Regions from separate parts of the Mus musculus genome. Here region 2 is linked to region 1. The links are chromatin loops, found by intact Hi-C in ENCODE. Cell type or tissue: heart. All regions are shown on one strand.

Evidence for each region. Peaks named below come from ENCODE experiments on the same cell type or tissue, not always from the same donor. Only the 100,000 strongest peaks of a DNase experiment are listed, where the experiment ranks them.
Region 2: a loop joins it to region 1, with 4 times the contacts of the local background. A loop is called at or near these places in 18 of 42 quality-filtered maps.

The regions. Positions count from the first base shown.
Region 1 is chr19:53,920,853-53,928,852 of GRCm38, reverse strand. It overlaps Pdcd4 (programmed cell death 4), which reads right to left. Exons shown (of 12, transcript NM_001168491.1): 7 at 7,538-7,635; 8 at 6,722-6,836; 9 at 2,540-2,647; 10 at 2,208-2,318; 11 at 1,520-1,659. Among named protein-coding and RNA genes, the nearest start is that of Bbip1, 20 kb to the left of the region's middle. In heart, a CTCF peak has its summit at 3,177 (motif pointing right); no DNase peak of the experiment used is centred here.
Region 2 is chr19:53,769,975-53,777,974 of GRCm38, reverse strand. The region is part of intron 1 of Rbm20 (RNA binding motif protein 20); the gene reads right to left. It overlaps Gm30890 (a long non-coding RNA gene), which reads left to right. Exons shown (of 2, transcript XR_877920.2): 2 at 7,025-7,610. Among named protein-coding and RNA genes, the nearest start is that of Gm30890, 13 kb to the left of the region's middle. In heart, no CTCF peak of the experiment used is centred here; a DNase peak (open chromatin) is centred at 3,524; H3K27ac peaks cover 2,734 bases.

The DNA of each region.
Region 1 (8,000 bases):
ATAGACTTTAACATTTATTTTGACCTTATTGGAAAGCAGGTGAGCCAAACAGACTTGATACAGCAGTGAGAATTAGGAAAGATAGAACTGTACAACTTCTCAAAACAGCCACCAAGATGGTTCAGAGCAGGTAAGTGCTCTTGCCAACAAGGCAGATGACCGATGCTGGGACCCGCATGGTCAAAGTAAAGAATGGATCCCATAGGCTGTGCTCTGACCTCCACATATGTACCATAACATAAGCACACAAACCCACATATAACAAGCAAATTAATGTTAACAAATAATATGGCCAAATACCTGGTTAATAACTAACTTCTCAGCCTTAGAAAAGTCCAAATCTTGAGTACAGACAACCAAATAAGAATCTACTTTCTTCTAGCCTATATGCCCCAATTGGGGAACCTTTTTTTGTTGTTTGTTTGTTTGTTTGTTTTTTCAAGACAAGATTTCTGTGTGTAGCCCTGCTGTCCTGGACTCACTGTGTATTTGTAGACCAGTCTGGCCTCGAACTCAGAAACCCTCCTGACTTTGCTTCCCAAATGCTGGGATTAAAGGCATGTGCCACCACTGAAAACTCAAACCTGTCTCCAACTGTCCAGCAACCTCCAGGAAGTGCAGAGAGACCTGTTTCAGGATGATCCCTTGGTCTCTCTCTGCTCACTAACATGCACAAACATGCAAGATCACACATACATGTATACTTAGTACAGAAAAGTAAAAATGTAAGAGACTAAAAGTCAAAGTTTTTGGTATTACACAACTGTAGGATCTATTCAAATGACTCTTCAGAAAAAGTCATAAAGCCCCAATAAAGATACAGACTTTCAAACACGAGCCTAAAAAAAAATCTTAAAAAGCAACCACAAAGTACTGAGAGAAGCTTACTGGGTTCTTGAACAGAAAGGCTGGGGACTGACTCCATTAGGAGCAGGCTGAGGCAGTAAAGGAGAGACCCTGCCAGAGTGGAGGTTTCCCTGATGCTGTATGCCACAACAGCTGCCAACAACTCCATTCCAGACATGTCTACACATTTTCTACCATCATCTTCTCTTAGTGTCTAAACTTTTTAAAGCAAGGAAGCCTACCTAGAAATAGTTTTTCTGAGAGTCTTTGCAAAACAAAAGTACTTTGCTTACATTTTTCAAACTTGAAAATGTATAGAAAATGTAGGTTTGGCTCCAACTAGATATTTAACTTATTACAAGCTTATTGATTTCATGGAGAAAAGCCCTTATCAACTCTTACATTACATCCAAAAAGTACAAATATTAATTCGCTCTGAAAAAAAATCACTCCCATCTGTAGTTTGAAGCCACTACCAAGTACATCAGAGTCCATTAGACCTTGAAGTCTAAAAAAGTCTGAATTCAAACTCTGCCTACACAGTGTCTTCATCTCCAGTCATGTCAGGAAAGACACTATTTTTCTGAGAGTCAGAATGACAAACAGCTATCTTAGCTCCCCAAGGATCTCGTTCAGTATTTTTCAATGAGAAAGTATGATTTAAATAAAGTACCTTGATGGACAAAGATCACGGAGTTGTTTGGAAATTATTCCAGCCTGAAAACATTCCTCCACAAATCTCTCAAGAACAGAGTATGAGTGTGGGACATCCAGATTAATGTCTGGGATTTCATTGTAAATTCTCTCATAGCCCTAGAACAACATTACATAGATAACTTGTTAGCCTGTGTAACAGTGTATGCCATGAAACAACCCACCAATATACCATAAATTGTCACAGTGCAACCTGGCAAAACAAGTCATATTTGAACCTTGAAAATAACGTATACTTAAAAATTCTCAAAAGAGCTCCAGGCAAAAGTCAGGCTACCTGACTACTGACTTCCCCATCTACACTTAACTATCTTGTATAAAAATATAAGATAATTTCACCAACATTTCAAAAACCACAATTTTAAATAGAAAAAAATGCAATTTAAATGCTTCATCTAGATAAAAAAAAAACTGCATCACACAAACTGAACAATCATTCTTTAAAAAGGAAAAAAAAAAACCCAAACTGTTATTTTCCAAAAATATAAAGAGCTAAAGAAAAAAAAAAACTCTGTAGGCATAATACTATACATTACATTCCCTAAAAGAAAAGTTTCATTAATAATTAATAACTCTTACTCAACTCTTATATAGCTAAAGGAGGCATAGACCTTTTATAAACGTATTTAAAATAATGTCATACATACTCTTTTCATTTGGTCTATGGTAATAGTAGAAGACTTCCACAAGGATTTTAATAAATCTAAGATCATCTTGAATGCACTTTCTCCAGTTGACTCTAAAACCATTACAATGGCCTAAAATTTGAACAGAAAAGAGTAAATAAATTTTTGGTAATCAACTTATGAGAAACTGATCCTAAAAATGTATCCAATCCCTCCTCTAACATGTAGCAATTATATAAACTTATAAATTAATATTTTTAAGGGGAAAACTTTACATTATTAAAGAAACACCAATTACTGTGGTGTAAAAGGAGGACTTGAAAATCCTCTTTGGTGTGAGACAGTAACCTTACTTCATATACAAGCTCGTGGTGAAAATGAGGTACTTCCAGTTCCTTAAGGCAGTGTTCAGCTTCAGATATATCTCCAGAGAGTAAATACTCTTTAAGCAGCATATCAATCTATTAGATTTAAAAGTTGAAATGTTAGAATTCCTCATTTTTAAAAGATGTGTACTTTTCTAAATGATATATTAACATTCACACCAATATTGAGCATAGGGATTTGGCAGAGTGGTGGCATAAAAGAACTCTCTCACAATTCAAATTAAACACCCGGGCTTCAAACGGTTCAGGTATGAAGTAATAAACAACAGCACTTGGTTTTCCAAGGAATCTCTAGTATCTCCAAGTAGGTTTTATAATATGAATGACCTTGCTTGTGACTCTTAAGACTCCAATGTAGCCTATCAAAAACAAGGGACATAGAGGCTGGAGAGTTGGCTCAGCAGTTAAGAGCATGCACTGCTCAGCAGAGAACCTGAGGTCAGCTCCCAGCACCCATTTTCCATGGCTCACAACCACCTGTAACTCCAGCTCGTGGGATCTTGCAGTTCGGTCCTCCAGGGGCACCTTAACTCATATACACATACCTACACACATACACATGATTAAATCTTTAAGAAGAGCGGACAATTTTTTAATGCCACTAGAGGGCACTAACTTAAAGTCTCATCACTTTTAGAAAGCCACAAAACATCAAGATGTTCTTAATGCAATGGAAGCCCAAAAATAAGAGATAATGGAGTGTTACTACAAGGGCAAGAATCTTTACAGTTCTCTTCCCTCTAAAACTGAGGCTTTGTAACTCAGAATCTAGAGATGTTCAGTGGGAAAGAAGAGATGGTTCAGTGCTTAAAAGTACACTGAAGGACCAAGGCTCAGGTCCCAGACCACATGGTGGCTGACTACTATCTATAAGATCTGGTGCCCTCTTCAGGACTCTGCGAGCACTGCACACATGTAGCACACAAACTTAGATGCAGGCAAAACACCCACCCAAACACATGAAAACAATAATTTGAAAAAAATAAAAACACTCAGCAATTGAACAAGAGACACAATTCTTCACCTCCGACTAAAGCTTGCATGCTCATTTATGGCTCTAGGAAAAAATGCTCAATGTTTTCTCAGCAAAAGAACTTCAACTATAAATAATCTTCCTTATATATTTTCTGAGAAAAGGGTATTTGTATCAAGTGGCAATAAGTGAATTTTGGCTGGATGAATAAAATTATTTTATCTAAATATCCTCTACTTCAACTTCTATAATATCTTCATAAAAGGTAAAGTAAAATTTTACCACTAAGCTATATTCTAATTAGAGATGTGTTTTCTTTTGGTTTTCTGTTTGTTTTTAAGTCTGTATTTGAGGCTGAGGGAATGGCTCAGTGATGAGAGTAGCTGCACTGCAAGCAAGAAGACCCAAGTTCAAAGCTCACCTCTCACATGAAGCCAGCCAGGCACGGCTGTGATAAACAACCCTAGCACTGCTGACAGAGACAAGTAGATCCCAAAAGCTCACTAAGCTACTAAGTTAAGACAATAAATAAATAAATAAATAAATAAATAAATAAATACATAGCCAGCTTCTAGTTCAGAGAGAGTCCCTGTGTCAACACAACACGGTGGAGAGTGGTGGGGAGACACAGGCACAAAAACACACACCCCATGCTGGGGGAACCACATACCACACATACACACTCACTAAGCACACACAAAGGACAGCTAGTGCAAATGTATGCCTTTTTAATATAACACATATTTAATATTTGAAGTATTTTTTACTAAAACTACAGTATATTTGTTATTTAAATGATATTTGTTGTGCCACTGAAAAAGTGAAACATGGGGCTGAAGAGGCAGCTCAGTGGTTAACAGAACCTGCAGCTCTTGTAGAGGACCTGGGTTCAGTTCCCAGCACCCACACAGTGGCTCACAACTGCCCCTAACTTTAGCTCCAAGGAATCCACGCCCCACTTCTGGCCTCAACAGACATGCTGCACAAACCGGCAGGACACATACGTATACACGTATCTTTAAAAATCACTTATTTTTTAAAAAGTGAAACTAACATTACCTGTCAGATTCAGTGCATTTTTCCAAATAATAAAATACAAACCCACATGAACACTTCCCTTGACCCTTGCTTCTATCGAAATGAGAATACACAACAATGTCATAGATTATTGGCTTTATTTCCAGTCTCTTTTTATTGAAAGATAATTCACATACTCTTAAGAGTTTAATTCCTCAAAATATCACCTTCAGAGAGTATTACCATATTAATAATATTGTCTAATACTCCATAAATGTGGCATCTCATTTTAGTATATGCGTTGAATTTCCTTTATTTTCATCATACTCTATTTTTATGCTATTACGATTTTCATTTCTGTCTATTCATTGAGTCCTAAAATACGGAGAGCTGATTTTCACGTACTGATCTATAGTGTGGTTTGGGTTTTGGAGTTCTTTTTCAGACTTACCCGGATCCTCTAATCTACGCGCCACTTTGACTGAGAACAGAGCTACCTCTGCATCTTCCTTTCCAGTCAGGATGTCCTTTATTGCACTTCCTTGCCTAATATCCCTAGCATATTAACAAACTCATATTTTTTTCTTATAATTCTTCAAATTTTTTGTTTTTTTTAAATCTTTTAAAAAATAAAATCTTTTATTTTGAATTTTTTTAAAGTTTCCAACTTCATAAATCAGTCATAACCTATCTATTCTAACATAGGTAAAAGCAAAAATGTTAATTTCTTTACCCATCTGAACTGCTTAACGCACGGACACGCGCGAGCACACACACACACACACACACACACACACAAACGCATGCACACGCGCGCACGCGTGCACACACACACATATGAATGAGACTGAGGAGACAGCTCAGTCAATTAAGTGCTTGTTATACAAGCTTAATGACCTTAGTTTGATTTTTGTAACCCAGGTAAAAACCTGGGTTTGGTCTGCTTATAATCTCAGGAATTAGAGGCTCACTGTCTAGCCACCCTAGCTCATAGGGTAGGTCTCAGTGAAAGACTGTCTCAAAAAACAAAGTGACATTTCTTTTTTTTTTTTTTGGTTTTTCGAGACAGGATTTCTCTGCGTAGCTCTGGCTGTCCTGGAACTCACTCTGTAGACCAGGATGGCCTCGAACTCAGAAATCCGCCTGCCTCTGCCTCCCGAGTGCTGGGATTAAAGGCGTGCGCCACCACCACCCGGCCAAAGTGGCATTTCTAAGAAATAAGACTTGAGGTTGACCTCTGGACAAGCACACACACACACACACACACACACACACACACACACACACAACGAGAAGGAAAGCACTAAGCCAGCACATAGCCCACGGCGCTGTCTGCAGTCTCGAGATGTGCAGTTAGACCCTACAGTTCCCATTGTTACAGAACAGAGAGAACCCACAGGAAGCAAACCTTGCACTTTTATGACGTGACTCAATCACTTTACTTTCTTCTAGCAAATAGCATGAGCACCCACACTTATGAAGCTCTGCCACTCTGGTCTACTCTAGTGTTCATAATTCCTAGCTTATAATTTCAGATTACTCAAACTGCTCATATAAATAACGTTTATTGAATAATTACAAATAATCTCCCTTCAGCAGCATTTTAAGACGAAATACTACTATAAAAAAGATTTCAGGCATTAGAGTTCACACACAGACTTTTTATAATCACTCATTTCTTATACGTTCCAGACAAGACTTCTTATATTCATGAGAGATCTAACAGTCACACCATTGAGTCACAAAAACAAGATAAACAGCAACAATTACCTAATTTTTCTAATTCATAAATTATTCAGATTTTTACTTGCAAACATATGACCACATTAAATTCCTACCCACAAAAATACCATCTAGTAGTAGCTCTGTTGTTTTCTCTTGCAAACAACTCTCAGTAAGCACTCTCAGTAAGCACTCTCAGTAAGTACACTCAGTAAGCACTCTCAGTAAGCACTCTCAGTAAGCACACTCAGTAAGCACTCAGTAAGCACTCTCAGTAAGCACTCAGTAAGCACACTCAGTAAGTACTCTCAGTAAGCACTCTCAGTAAGCACACTCAGTAAGCACTCAGTAAGCACTCTCAGTAAGCACTCTCAGTAAGCACACTCAGTAATAAGCACTCTCAGTAAGCACTCTCAGTAAGCACTCTCAGTAAGTACCTCTTTAACAAGGTGATTGACAGGCTGTTGCCCGCCTCCAGATCCCCACACACTGTCTTTCCGCTTCCCGCCTTTGGACATACTCAGGAGCACAGTAGCCTTATCCAGAGCAGCTCTATCCAAGACAGAAAAGAGAAAAGTCATTATAATACATGCACATGCCTGATGTTTACCACATTAGCAGTAAAGTTTACAAAACTGTGTATGTATTGGCAACTTTAATGTAACAAAAAAATATGTAGTTTTAGAAAATAATTCTTCAAATAAAAATTAGGTATTTTTTAAAATATTGAACATTCTCATATTCTTTCACAACCACTTCTCGTCAAAATACATTGCAAACTAATGGTCATGTAGCCAGGAAGGAACATAAATTCATATACAACTTTTATCTTCCTCCAAGACCCCTGGGGTTGAGTACCTGTACCTGGGGAAGCCTGAGGTCTGGCTGGCTAAGTCAGCCTCCAGGAGGTTAGAAAAGCCAAGCAGCAAGTCTGGCTTCTAATCATTAAACCAAACAACTGTCCGACCCAGAAGGTAGCATGGACACTCACAGTCAATGCTTTCATTTTACAAGTAGGGAAACTGAGGCCCTGAGAGGGAAACTTAAAGAGGGAGCCGCATCGTTTAACTCAGAACTTCTGCATTTTTATTACTGCTGTCTTCCTGCTGCACCACGGCAACATCTTTTATCAATGAAGAACCCGTAAGGAAAAATACACACTCACAATGTCTGATTCATGTCCATGTCATGTTACAGAATGTTGTAGGATTTCTCATTTTGAAATTCTAAGTAGCAGACATGAATTTACTTACCGAGCCTGTACACAATCTACAGTTCCTTTGTAACTATCGATATAGGTATTACATAAGATTCCATCTCCAACAGCTCTAGCAATAAACTGGCCCACCAACTATAATAAGAAAAAAAGAGAACTATATAAAAAAACTAAAATAAATCTTTATTAGGATACAATCTTGAAATGCAAAAATGATAAAAACTGTCTAATTACACACTCAATACCTAAAACATATGCTGAGACGTGCAGAAGCACCTGTGTGTGTGTACACGGTGCACACTCCCTTACACTGACCCACAAGTGCTGGGGTGTGCAGAAGCGCCTGTGTGCCCTGCGCCATGCACGCTCCTCAACCATTAGCTTGACTTTCAAGCCCATGCCATCAGGATGGGATGGCGCCTCTGCTTCACTCACTCCCTAATCCCCTGGACTCTGCACACTCAATGGTTGTCTGTTAAAGTGACCTGAAGTCAAGGAAA
Region 2 (8,000 bases), 150 kb after region 1:
TACACCCTGAGAATTTATTTCAAACAGCCAGAAACAAAACCAAAGAAATACAGAAGAGGAAATCCAGTTGAATCTAAGTGAAGGGCACAGTCCCGCACACTGACTTAAAATCACAGCTAGGGGCAGTGAGATGTCTCAGTGGGTAAAGGCACCTGCCTTCGAGCTGGACAACCCAAGTCCAGTCCTGGATCCCACGTGGTAGAAGCAGAGACTGACTCCTGCACATTGTCTGCTGAGCTCTACGTGTGACACATGGCGTGTGCACACAAAATAAAGAAAACCCAAGTTAAGGCTCTCCTGGGCTGAGCTTACAGCGATGCTGGGCTGAGTTTACAGTGATGCCTGGGCTGAGCTTACAGCGATGCTGGGCTGAGTTTACAGTGATGCCTGGGCTGAGCTTACAGCGATGCTGGGCTGAGTTTACAGTGATGCCTGGGCTGAGCTTACAGCGATGCTGGGCTGAGTTTACAGTGATGCCTGGGCTGAGCTTACAGCGATGCTGGGCTGAGTTTACAGCGATGCCTGGGCTGAGCTTACAGCGATGCTGGGCTGAGTTTACAGCGATGCCTGGGCTGAGCTTACAGCGATGCTGGGCTGAGTTTACAGTGATGCCTGGGCTGAGCTTACAGCGATGCTGGGCTGAGTTTACAGCGATGCTGGGCTGAGTTTACAGCGATGCCTGGGCTGAGTTTACAGTGATGCCTGGGCTGAGCTTACAGCGATGCTGGGCTGAGTTTACAGTGATGCCTGGGCTGAGTTTACAGCGATGCTGGGCTGAGTTTACAGCGATGCCTGGGCTGAGTTTACAGTGATGCCTGGGCTGAGCTTACAGCGATGCTGGGCTGAGTTTACAGCGATGCTGGGCTGAGCTTACAGCGATGCTGGGCTGAGTTTACAGTGATGCCTGGGCTGAGCTTACAGCGATGCTGGGCTGAGTTTACAGCGATGCCTGGGCTGAGCTTACAGCGATGCTGGGCTGAGTTTACAGCGATGCTGGGCTGAGTTTACAGTGATGCCTGGGCTGAGCTTACAGCGATGCTGGGCTGAGTTTACAGTGATGCCTGGGCTGAGCTTACAGCGATGCTGGGCTGAGTTTACAGTGATGCCTGGGCTGAGTTTACAGCGATGCTGGGCTGAGTTTACAGCGATGCCTGGGCTGAGCTTACAGCGATGCTGGGCTGAGTTTACAGCGATGCTGGGCTGAGTTTACAGCGATGCCTGGGCTGAGCTTACAGCGATGCTGGGCTGAGTTTACAGCGATGCTGGGCTGAGTTTACAGCGATGCTGGGCTGAGCTTACAGCGATGCTGGGCTGAGTTTACAGCGATGCTGGGCTGAGTTTACAGCGATGCTGGGCTGAGTTTACAGTGATGCCTGGGCTGAGTTTACAGTGATGCCTGGGCTGAGTTTACAGCGATGCTGGGCTGAGTTTACAGCGATGCTGGGCTGAGTTTACAGCGATGCTGGGCTGAGTTTACAGTGATGCCTGGGCTGAGCTTACAGCGATGCTGGGCTGAGTTTACAGTGATGCCTGGGCTGAGTTTACAGCGATGCTGGGCTGAGTTTACAGCGATGCTGGGCTGAGTTTACAGCGATGCTGGGCTGAGTTTACAGCGATGCTGGGCTGAGTTTACAGTGATGCCTGGGCTGAGCTTACAGCGATGCTGGGCTGAGTTTACAGTGATGCCTGGGCTGAGTTTACAGCGATGCTGGGCTGAGTTTACAGTGATGCTGGGCTGAGTTTACAGTGATGCCTGGGCTGAGCTTACAGCGATGCTGGGCTGAGCTTACAGCGATGCTGGGCTGAGCTTACAGTGATGCCTGGGCTGAGCTTACAGCGATGCTGGGCTGAGTTTACAGTGATGCCTGGGCTGAGCTTACAGCGATGCTGGGCTGAGCTTACAGCGATGCTGGGCTGAGTTTACAGTGATGCCTGGGCTGAGCTTACAGCGATGCTGGGCTGAGTTTACAGTGATGCCTGGGCTGAGCTTACAGCGATGCTGGGCTGAGTTTACAGCGATGCCTGGGCTGAGCTTACAGCGATGCTGGGCTGAGTTTACAGCGATGCCTGGGCTGAGCTTACAGCGATGCTGGGCTGAGTTTACAGCGATGCTGGGCTGAGTTTACAGCGATGCCTGGGCTGAGCTTACAGCGATGCTGGGCTGAGTTTACAGTGATGCCTGGGCTGAGCTTACAGCGATGCTGGGCTGAGTTTACAGCGATGCCTGGGCTGAGCTTACAGCGATGCTGGGCTGAGTTTACAGTGATGATGCCTGGGCTGAGCTTACAGCGATGCTGGGCTGAGTTTACAGTGATGCCTGGGCTGAGTTTACAGCGATGCCTGGGCTGAGTTTACAGCGATGCCTGGGCTGAGCTTACAGCGATGCTGGGCTGAGTTTACAGCGATGCTGGGCTGAGTTTACAGCGATGCCTGGGCTGAGTTTACAGCGATGCCTGGGCTGAGCTTACAGCGATGCTGGGCTGAGTTTACAGTGATGCCTGGGCTGAGTTTACAGCGATGCCTGGGCTGAGCTTACAGCGATGCTGGGCTGAGTTTACAGTGATGCCTGGGCTGAGCTTACAGCGATGCTGGGCTGAGTTTACAGTGATGCCTGGGCTGAGCTTACAGCGATGCTGGGCTGAGTTTACAGTGATGCCTGGGCTGAGCTTACAGCGATGCTGGGCTGAGTTTACAGTATGCCTGAACTTGTTTCCTGTCTCCTCAGGGTCCTGTGCCTGTAGCTTACCCCAGACATGCCGTTCTCTCTGTGCTTTGACAGAGCTTTCTGAGTCTCTCCACTAGGGTCCCTGCAAGCATTATTCTACTCACAGCTGTGTCCCCCACAGTTTGGTTGACACTATGAACAGTATCCTTAGTTAGATAACGTTGCCCAGAGGTTGCTGTAGATCTTGAAACTCTGTCTTCCTTTTGTATTCCATGCAACACCTTTGGAAGTTGCAGGACCTCCAAACATGTAAGCAGGTGATCTTCATGGAACAAGAACACTGTTCCATAGAACGTGAACCAGGGCTTTTCTGACTCTAGAAAACATAGTAGATGCTAGGGAAGATTTAGGCAGCTGATTGTACAAATGAATGTTTTTTAAGGCTGTGTGGAGGGGTGTGCATGTGTGTGTGCATATTGCCTGTGCCTGTGTGTGTGTGTATATGGGTATACACACTTAACTTTGTAGTAAGAGTACCTCATTTAGCCAGGCTCTGGGGTTTCAAAGGGTCAAGGGCAGAAGGATTTTGGTTTTTAAAAAGCAAATTATCTCAGGGACTTGGGACTTGACCACCCTCTGGAAACGGTCGGCCCTCCCTCACCCTCCTTGTTTATCTTGTATGAACATGAACTAATTGAAGGATTAGCTGGCCCCTCACACGGGTCACTGACTTCTCAGATACGAGAAGCTGTTCCTTTGTACAGATCAGCGACTTCAGATAAAGGAGGCAGCTGCTCACATGGTCATCTGGACTAATGCCACACACCTCTGGCTTCTGGGAGAGAATGCAAGTCCTGGGAATGTAGCCAGCACAATCCCCCTGAGGCTGTGCACACAAAACCAGCAGGAACTCCATTCAGTCCCGAGGAGGAGAGAGCAAAGTCCCAGCTTTGTTCCCTGCTCAGGCTGAAGGCCTCCTCCTCTTCCTCCAACTCCTGCTCCCTGTGCCACACAGTTCAATACACTGGCTGAGGTGGGAAAATACAACTGGTTAACTCTTAGTTAACACTCAGGTAAGATGACTAGAGCCCTGTCTAAAAGGCACCGACACCCCCAACTCTGCTCAGCTTGTCTGAACAAACAGTTGGGAAGACAAACCGCAGGACGAATGCTGCTCCTCTGTAGTGAAATAAGGAACAGGAAGCCGTCGCCCACCAGCAAGGAAGCACACAGGGCTCAAACGCACAGGACCCAATGGGGAGCAGGAGCAGGTGGCCCAGAGGAGCAGAAGGCAGAGGATCTAGGCTCGAACCTCAGCCCTTGCTGCTTTGTCTTCATGGGCAATCCTTCAACCTCTCAGTACCTCATCCACAAAGAACTGTACTGAAAATCCTGGGTGGTTATTTGTGTACATATGTGTGTGCATGTATGATGTGAAATCCAGATGTGTGCACATGGCACAGTGCATTTGTAGGAGGCAGAGGACAACCTCTGGTTGTCAGTCAGTGACTTTCCACCTTTTTAAGATGGTAGAATTTTCTTCTCTGGTGTCCTATAACGCCGAAGAGGCATGCTGTAATTACAGCTACTCAGCATTAACTGAGTCTGGCTTTCAACAAGAGTTACAAGGATTTGAACTTATGTCACCCGGTTAGTGAAGCAAACTCATTTACCCGCTGAGCCATCTTTGCAGACTGAACGATTGGTTTTCAGCACAGGGAGGCATGAGGAAACGGAAGTGTTAGCTGGGCTCTTCTGAAAAGACAACGTACACGGCCTTAGGTGCTTTCCTTTGGTGTGCTATTAAACGTCCTTTTATCACTACCTGTCTCAGCACACAGCCAGCCCCACACAGGATGAAGCACTATTCCCACTGCAAACACCCATGTTATTACAGCACCCTCCTGAATGGCTCCTAATATCCACCCACGGCTCCAGGCCCTATGTTCAGGAAGCCACTGGAGTGCCTCCCATAGAGTGCACCACAGCACATCACTGCCCCACGCTACACCTTAAGGGGCTCCTCCTCACCAAGCCCAGAGTTTTCAGAAAGGTATTCATCTTACTGGCATCTCTCCTCCCCTCCGCAGGCCTTTTGAGTCGGGCACTCTGGCCACCCACACCTACACAGACATACCATACACCTTTCTGGCTCTGAATGGTGTCACGTGCCACTGTCTAATTCCAGAACTAGCGGGATTCACACTTCCCTACTTGAGTGTTGTGAGGCCTTGTCCTCTTTCAGCCCTGCCCCACAATGCCTTTTGCGTAGTAATGTTTCAAGAATATGAAAGAGAGGCCAGACCAAACAGCAGGACTCGATTTCAAAATCATTATGCATGGGGGAAAGAAGCTGTCCACAAAACACCATCCACTGGGTTACTACATTTATAGGAACTATCCAGGATCGCCAAACCCATGGGGACGCAATGCAGACCCATGCTTACCACAGGCTGAAGAAGAAGTTGTTGTTGTATAATGAGTACAGGGTCTCGTTAGGGATGAAAAGAGGGTTCCAAAACCAAACAGAGGTTGGACTTATCGCATGTAATTCGTGGTCAGTTTTATGTTATGGGTGTTTTACCACCAAGAGGGAAAGTCACAAAACACAAGCAGAGAAAGTATAAATAAATAGTCCAGGTGTACAGAGCTAGTGTGTGCACTCATGAACGCCCAGCTTTTCAGTGAAAATTTAGGGTCCACACAGAGCTTTCCTCCAGCTCTGCATCCTAACCAAGCCTAGCACATCCTTCCTGACGTTGCCTCTGAGTGAGCTGGTCCTTGGCAACCTTCCTTCTTAGAGATGGTCTTGGCACACAGAAGACTTGCTGTCTGTGGTCACTCTTCGGCTGCTGGGTGCCTGCTGTTTTAAGCACCACCACTGGCTAAGCCTTCAGAGTCCCCACCCCCACCCCCAGGTAATACCAACCCGCCTGACACAAGGAACACTCATGTTTTTCAGCTTTGACTTGCCTTGCAGCTGAAAACTTCTCACGCTCTTGGTTGGCAAAACATAGCAGAGTCTCCTGTTGGTGGATCAATCTCAGGAAATGCCTTCAGACCTCAGAACCACTAATTCCCTGCTCCCCATTGTCCGCTCTCTGATGGAAAAACAAAGCTGGCTCCACTTTCTCCAACACTCACAAGGGAACATTTCATCTCTCTGCCTCAGCCACTGCACACCATTGAAAATGTTCAGAGCGGTGTTTTAGAAGGTCAGGTTGGAAAATGTGAGCATGTGAGATTACAGCTTAAAGAGTTTAAACAGGTAAAGGTAAAATGAGTGCTGCTTCTCCCGCAAAAGTTGCTTTTCTTGGTGTATTCAAGAACCAACAAGAAGCCAGGCAGTGGTGGCACATGCCTTTAATCCCAGCACTTGGGAGGCAGAGGCAGGCGGATTTCTGAGTTCAAGGCCAGCCTGGTCTACAGAGTGAGTTCCAGGGCAACCATGACTATACAGAGAGACTCTGTCTCCAAAAACAAAAAAAAAAAAAAAAAAAAAAAAAACAAAACCAACAGTCCTGTGTAGAGAAGAAGAGGGCGGCCATCAGCTGGGAGTTGAGGGAGGTAAATATGATGAAAGCACACATTACACACTTCTCCAAATGAAAATATAATGAAGCCTATTATTTAGAACAATTACACACGCTAATGAAGTTTTGGTTAAAGGTAAAAATAATATCCTTCCCTCTATCCTTCCACCTATCATTTTGTGGAGGCCTCAGGCGAGCCCGTGACCCCTGACCCCCAGGAGTGAGTTGTCCTATCTACAGGAAGGAACAAAAATGCTTTCCCATGAAGCTTCCCAGGATGAAAGTGCTCCCTTAAGGGCAGAGGACTGAACACTGGGACAGAAAGAGCTCTGTGTCCAGGGGGAAAGGGGCACCCCCATGTACCTCTTCACCTTAGGCACTGGTTTCTGCACCACCATGGCCCAGGGGGACAGCAGGATCTGAAGCGGCCTGAGAAGCCAGGGCCGCTGACAGACCAACCACAGGGGAAAAGGATGTTTTGTGTGAATTGGGTTTTTTTGGTTTTTATTTGTTTGTTTATTTTTCTTCTCAACTAATACTTAACTCTCTTCTCCCTGTTGATGCACAGCCAGTCAGAGACCATTTTCAAGAAGTCTCACTTTCTATTCAAAAATAAATACAGATGCTCCAGAACTTTCCAGAACAGTACCAAGGGGACTTGCCCTTAACATTCAGTTTCCTGGTGGCTCTTATGCAGAGGGTCCTCTACCTCCTGTGGCATTACCTTCTGTGGTCTTCTTTAGTTACCTCCGATCAACTCTTGGGTTAGTTTCTATTTGTTTTAAGGCGATAATATATCCTAACTAGAAGTTTATTTCTCTCACAGATCACAGAACAGCCTCTTGGGAGAAGGGAAGGCAGAGGCGGCTCGAAGCCACCGGCCATGCTGCATCAGCCGAGAAACAATGAGATGAGCGAATGCTGCTGCTGAGGCTACTTTCTTATCTTATAGTCCAAGGTCTCACATCCAGAGAATGGCTCCACCCACACCTAGGATGGGTCTTCCTCCCTCAGTTAATACCATCAGGAAAGTTCCCCACAGTATGCCCAAAAGGTCCAACTCCCAGGTGATTCTAAGATAGTGAATGCTAACCCTCACAACTCTGGTCTGAAAGCATCAAGTGGGAAACTCCAGGAGGAAACATTGTATTAGTTTTGAATCTGTACCTGAATGTGTACCTCTGAGTGGCATGATGAAATGCCCTGCTACCCTCCTGTGCCCTGCGCCAATGTGAACCATCCTTTACCCAGCATCTCCACACAGTATAGACTTCCTGCCTTAGGTGCCTAGTAGTCTTGACTGCCAGATCAACTCCTGGACTACCACACTGTTTGCCTGTTTTACTTAGTAATGCCCCAAGACTCAAGACTAATGAAGCTGGCAATTTCAATAGTTTATTTTATAACTGTTTCATTTTGTTTCTACTTATTATTGATCTCTTATGTGTTAAGTAAAACTTTATCAGCTGGGCAATGGTGGCCCACACCTTTAATCCCAGCACTTGGGAGGCAGAGGCAGGAGGATTTCTGAGTTCGAGGCCAGCCTGGTCTACAGAGTGAGTTCCAGGACAGCCAGGGCTATACAGAGAAAACTCTGTCTTGAAATACCAAATAATAATAATAATAATAATAATAATAATAATAATAATAATAATAATAATAAATAAGTAAAACCTTATCATAAGTATATATACATGTATGTGTGTATGTATGTATAGGAAAATGTACATGATGAGAGCTCAGAATTAGCCAGTGGTTCTAGGCATCCATGGAGCCTCAGAATGAAAGCTCCTAAGTAAGAG